2 separate regions of the Homo sapiens genome follow, and region 2 is linked to region 1. The links are chromatin contacts, found by Hi-C or POLR2A ChIA-PET in ENCODE. All regions are on one chromosome and are shown on one strand. Each heading gives the region's core, a stretch centred on a gene start or an enhancer-like site at or near the end of the contact. The rest is flanking DNA. Distances are from core to core; before and after follow the strand shown. Region 1 overlaps HK1 (hexokinase 1). Region 2 has its middle 44 kb from the start of SRGN.

Region 1 (2,700 bases), core at 29-2,528:
ACGCCTGTAATCCCAGCACTTTGTGAGGCTGAGGCGAGAGGGTAGCTCGAGCCCAGGAATTTGAGATGAACCTAGGCAACATGGCAAAACCCTATCTCTACTAAAAATTTTAAAAAATTAGCCAGGCATGATGGTGGTGCCTGTAGTCCAGCCACTTGGAAGGCTGAGGTGGGAAAATCACTTGAGCCCTGGAGGCGGAGGTTGCAGTGAGCCAAGATTGCGCCGCTGCACTCCAGCCTGGGTGACAGAGCCAGACCCTGTCTTGAAGAAAAGAAAAAGAAAATAAGTGAATATCTATGGTATGATAGAAGATAATCCCCTAATATTTTATACACATATATATAGGCATGTATATATTGTATATTCATGTGTGCATGATGTTGTGTGTGTACGTATATATTTCTTCTTCTGGTCTGAATGTTGCCTAAACCTCTACCATTGATGCTCCATCTCTTTGCTATAAAGCCATCTTCTATTAAAATAAACATAACCCTGCCTGGACGGGTGAACACATTGGCTCTTGGTTGAAAGTCAGCTAAGCAGGTGCCCTCTGGGTGATGTGGCTCAGACTCTCCATTTACATTTCAAATTTTTCCATTTCAAAATTGGGAAAGAAAAACTATTACTTTGTTCATCACAAAAAACGTGCCCCCTGCCTGTGGAACCTCAGGCCCCAGACCCCAGGCCCAGTTGCAAGACCCCCAAATGCAAGGCCACCGCTCCTCATTGCCCCCTCGTGTGTTCCAGGGACCGGCAGCAATGCCTGCTACATGGAGGAGATGAAGAACGTGGAGATGGTGGAGGGGGACCAGGGGCAGATGTGCATCAACATGGAGTGGGGGGCCTTTGGGGACAACGGGTGTCTGGATGATATCAGGACACACTACGACAGACTGGTGGACGAATATTCCCTAAATGCTGGGAAACAAAGGTAACCCCGCCTGGTGGAGAGGACACTCACAGTCAGGGTGGGGGCAGCACTTGGCTGCATTCTGCCACTTGCAGTGGAAGAAGTTTCTAGGAGGAGAGGTCTGAACAGAGGTTTCAAGACTGGACCCCCTGGCTCACTCCTGACCTTTGTCTTTTGGACAGCAGAGAACCAGGGAGGACAGACCCCCAACATGGTACAAGATGGCCCAGGGTTGATGCCTGTCTAGGGGCTGCCTGTGACTGTTTTTTAGCCTGGAGGATTCTGGCCTTCCGGTCCCCTTGCTGTGTTCCTTTCCCATCAGAATAACAAGGGGGTGGGGTGAGGGTGGCTGGGCGGCAGGTTGGTGTGAAGCAGAGGCCCTGTCGCAATCGTCCTTTCCTCCGTGAGCCTCCTGCACCACCTAGTGGCCTTGTGGAGCTTTGCAGCTCAGGTCTCAGGTACCATGTCTGAAATGGCAGTGTCTGCCCTTTGTCTCAAGCCCCCAGGAATCAGGCCATCCTCTGCCACGGCCAGGATGAGTTGGTCCAAGTTGTCTCCCTAGGAGCAGAAAGAAGGGCTGGAGCAGCACCCAGCATGAGTCACTCCCTAGCCCCCTCAAGGTTTTTGCCTTTTCTAAATACCACCCATGCTGTTATTTACTTAGTGCTTTTCTTCGAATCAGCTTACAGTTTTTTGTTTTTCTTTTTGTTTGAGGTGGAGTTTTGCTCTTGTTGCCCAGGCTGGAGTGCAATGGCGTGATCTCGGCTCACCACAACCTCCACCTCCCGGGTTCAAGCAGTTCTCCTGCCTCAGCCTCCCCAGTAGCTGGGATTACAGGCATACACAACCATGCCCAGCTAATTTTGTATTTTTAGTAGAGACGGGGTTTCTCCATGTTGGTCAGGCTGGTCTTGAACTCCCGACCTCAGGTGATCCGCCTGTCTAGGTCTCCTAAAGTGCTGGGATTACAGGTGTGAGCCACCGCAACCAGCCCTTATAGTCTTTTTCTTTTCTTTTCTTTTCTTTTTTTTTTGAGACAGAGTCTCACCCTGTTGTCCAGGCTAGAGTGCAGTGGTGCGAGCTCAGCTCACTGCCACCTCCTGGGTTCAAGTGATTCTCCTGCCTCAGCCTCCCAGGTAGCTGGGATTACAGGTGCACGGCACCACGCCCAGCTAGTTTTTGTATTTTTGGTAGAGACCAGGTTTCACCATGTTGGTCAGACTGGTCTCGAACTCCTGACCTCAGGTGATTGGCCCGCCTCAGCCTCCCAAAGTGCTGGGATTATAGGCGTGAGCCACCGTGCCCAGTGGCCTTTAAGGTCTTTACTGACATTTAATGAAGGAGGAAAAAGAGGAAGAACCAATAGTACCATAAAGAGATGGTAACTAAAAAATGAGTATAGTGAAGAACCGTGCTATTCAAGTCTAGCTGATGCTGTCGCCTACCAAATGACCTGAACTAAGACCCCCTTTGGGCTGAGTGCAGTCTATCATCAAAGTAATCCCAGCACTTTGGGAGGCCAAGGTGGGAGGATTGCTTGAGCTCAGGAGGTTGAGACCACCCTGGGCAACATAGGGTTGAGACCCTGTCTCTACTAAAAATTAATAACAATAATAACAACAATAATAGTAAGACCCCCTTGGTTAAAAAGCGGGGGGATCAGCAAGTGTTGGAAGGGGTTAAGGACATGTCAGCACCAAACTGGGGTGGTCTTTGTGGTGGAATGAGAAGGACTGGGTGGGACTTCGTAGTGGTGGCCCACCCCTCTGTGATTCCATTCTGTTTCATGT
Region 2 (2,759 bases), core at 260-2,759, 350 kb before region 1:
TGACTACTACAGTGCCTGAGGTGGGACCCGATTACCCCATTCTGCCTTCCAGCTGCTGGCGGTGCGTGTGTTTGCCCGGAAGGGTGATCCAGGGCTTCATCAGGCAAAGCATTGGGGATGGAAGTTCCGGCGACTCTCATGGCCTCGCCTGGTGAGGGGCACCCCTGGGGCAAACCCCGTTTCCTACTGATTCCATGTCAGCACTGCTTTTCCTGCTGGCAGAAATCAAATCAAGCCAGTTACCATGGCTCACACCTGTAATCCCAGCACTTTCAGAGGCCGAGGCGGGTGGACCACCTGAGGTCAGGAGTTCAAGACTAGCCTGGCCATCGTGACGAAACCCTGTCTCTACTAAAAATTAAAAAAAAAAAAAATAGCTTGGTGTGGTGGTGGACGCCTATAATTCCAGCTACTCGGGAGGCTGAGGCAGGAGAGTCATTTGAACCCGGAAGGCGGAGGCTGCAGTGAGCCGAGATCGTGCCACTGCACTCCAGCCCGGGCAACAGACAGAGACTGTCTCAAAGAAAAAAAAATGTTCCCGCCATCTAGGCATGAACTGTCTGCTGAAGCCCCTCAAATCTCCTGCCTTGCCCTGGATGGAGACCTGTTTTTATTTTGTTATTTCTGTCTATAAAAGCAGCTAGATTACTATGTCTTTCCTTTTTATTGAAATTTGAAAAACTGCACACCACTTATGTGAGCCACGTTATAATGGAAAAGGCAGGTGCCTCCAGAGGAGACACACAGGGCAGCATGTGTCTGCGTAATGTGTGTCATCAGAATACACGTGTGTGGGTTTTTGTCTAGCTCCCTTCATCTGCATGGCGCCAACAATGATTGTGAAGTATCTGTGAGCCATGAGTTCCTTTACTAATGCAGCACATGCTACTCAGGGCCTCCTCTGTGCCAGGCACCACACTGGGTTCCGGGGACCCAACAGGGAACAAGACACAGTCCCTGCCCACAGGGAATGTGCAGCCTAAGTGTCATCTCTGAGGCTGGGTTCGAAGGGAAGTGAGGAGCGTTAGAATTGGGGCCTGCAGCCTCTTAACTATTTGGCTATTTATCATTACAACGGGGCTCTATGAACCTAGTAATATTTTCTGTTTGAGTCAAAGACATTAGCATTTTTTAGAGCCAGCCAGCCGGAAGTGGGCTCTCCAACCTTCCCTCCACAGCTTCTCTGTGCATCTCACCGTGGCACCTTCACTTTCTGCCCCTACCATGTGATTTTGTAGATGTGGTGTCCACAGGCTGAGCTTTGGCCTCACCCAGACCTGGGATTGGGTCCCAGCCACACCATTTCTAGCCGTGTGATCTTGGCCTCACGACTTAGCCTCTCTCAGCTTCCCTTTCCTCATCTATAATACTAATTTGGGGGAAAATAATAGCTCTGTACTTTTATTGGTGGGGCTGTTAGGGAGATTAGTGAGATGATACATACCATAGTCCCTTGCATAAGTTTCAAATAATGTTACCTGCCACAGTCCCTTGCAAAAGTGCTAAAGGCAAGTCCCTTGCAAAAGTGCTAAATAAATGTTAACTTCCTTTTTTTAAGTTTTTTTTTTTTTTGAGACCAAGTCTCTCTGTCACCCAAGCTGGAGTGCAGTGGCATGATATCGGCTCACTGCAATCTTCACCTTCCTGGTTTGAATGATCTTCCTGCCTCAGCCTCCTGAGTAGCTGGGATTACAGGCACCTGCCACCACACCCAGCTAATTTTTGTATTTTTAGTAGAGACAGGGTTTCACCATGTTGGCCAGGCTGGTCTCAAATGTCTGACCTCAGGTGATCGGCCTGCCTCAGCCTCCCAAAGTGCTGGAATTACAGGGGTGAGCCACTGTGCCCAGCCATAAATGTTAACTTCTATAATATTATTTTTGTTATTGTTACTTATCTCCTTACTTATGTATTTTTCATTATTCAAGGGCAAGGACCATTTTTCCCCTTCTCCTCTTACCCTCCTCCTTGTTCTAAATAGGACTTATGGCAAATTTCAGCAAGTTGATGAGAAAAATAGAGGGAAAATGAAGATATAAACATAAAATGGAGCCAGCAGAGACTAATACAGAAAGTACATCCTTACTTTAGTGGGTCACAGGATTGGCTCTAAGCTTCCTAGCACCCAATGAGATGAAAGAAACTGAATTAGTTACATAATGTAACACTGTTGTCCATGAAATAAAACAAGCGAATAGCTCAGGAGAAACACACCTGGGCGACATTCTTTTTTTCCTTCTCACTTCCTTCTTGACCTTGTGATTCATTTTGCTGAAGGGAAGACCATTTGTTGGAAAGTGTTTCTGAATGCGATGGGAGTCCTGGCCCTTGGTAGAGGCCCACCCCTCGCTGTCTTCAGCTGATCTGTTAGTAATAGAGAAGATCTAGTTCCTGGCCCAGAGAACTGATCCTGCAATAGGGCTGTGTTTTTGAAACCAAAAGCGTCATACAGATAACAAAGGAGATGTGTCTCACTGTGGTTAGGCTATTTTGTAGCAACACTTGTTTCCACTCTTTTGCAATTTCAGGTTCTGTCAGACTTGATCTAAACATGAATGTGCAAGTCCAGTGCTCAGGCTGATATAACCACTGTCTGGGCCCTGAGTTGATTTGAATTTCCACTTCCAATCTGTGGTGCAACGTATGTAACACAGCAAATCAGTAAGGCTTTATCAAGCACTTTCTTTGTGCAAGGCCCCTGTCCCAGGCCCTGCCTGGGAACCTTGCTTCCAGCTTGAGGTAATGGGGGTCAAGAAGGA

Evidence for each region. A loop is a pair of places that touch in the nucleus more often than their neighbours do. ChIA-PET counts read pairs that join two places held with the same protein, here RNA polymerase II (POLR2A). Pooled maps may share reads with other maps.
Region 2: a pooled map shows a loop between it and region 1 (4-fold over the local background). The contact joins two enhancer-like sites. A Hi-C loop is called at or near these places in 4 of 50 pooled maps. POLR2A ChIA-PET finds 5 or more read pairs at or near these places in 2 of 52 experiments (H1 and HCT116).

The regions. Positions count from the first base shown.
Region 1 is chr10:69,391,378-69,394,077 of GRCh38, forward strand. HK1 (hexokinase 1) reads left to right here. Exons shown (of 18, transcript NM_000188.3): 15 at 748-931. Among named protein-coding and RNA genes, the nearest start is that of TACR2, 24 kb to the right of the region's middle. RefSeq lists an enhancer at 1-23. Within about 2 kb of position 1,279, at least 8 of the 41 ENCODE cell types and tissues checked have a DNase peak (open chromatin) inside an H3K27ac peak, as active enhancers do.
Region 2 is chr10:69,043,207-69,045,965 of GRCh38, forward strand. No RefSeq gene overlaps it. Among named protein-coding and RNA genes, the nearest start is that of SRGN, 44 kb to the right of the region's middle. Within about 2 kb of position 1,510, at least 6 of the 41 ENCODE cell types and tissues checked have a DNase peak (open chromatin) inside an H3K27ac peak, as active enhancers do.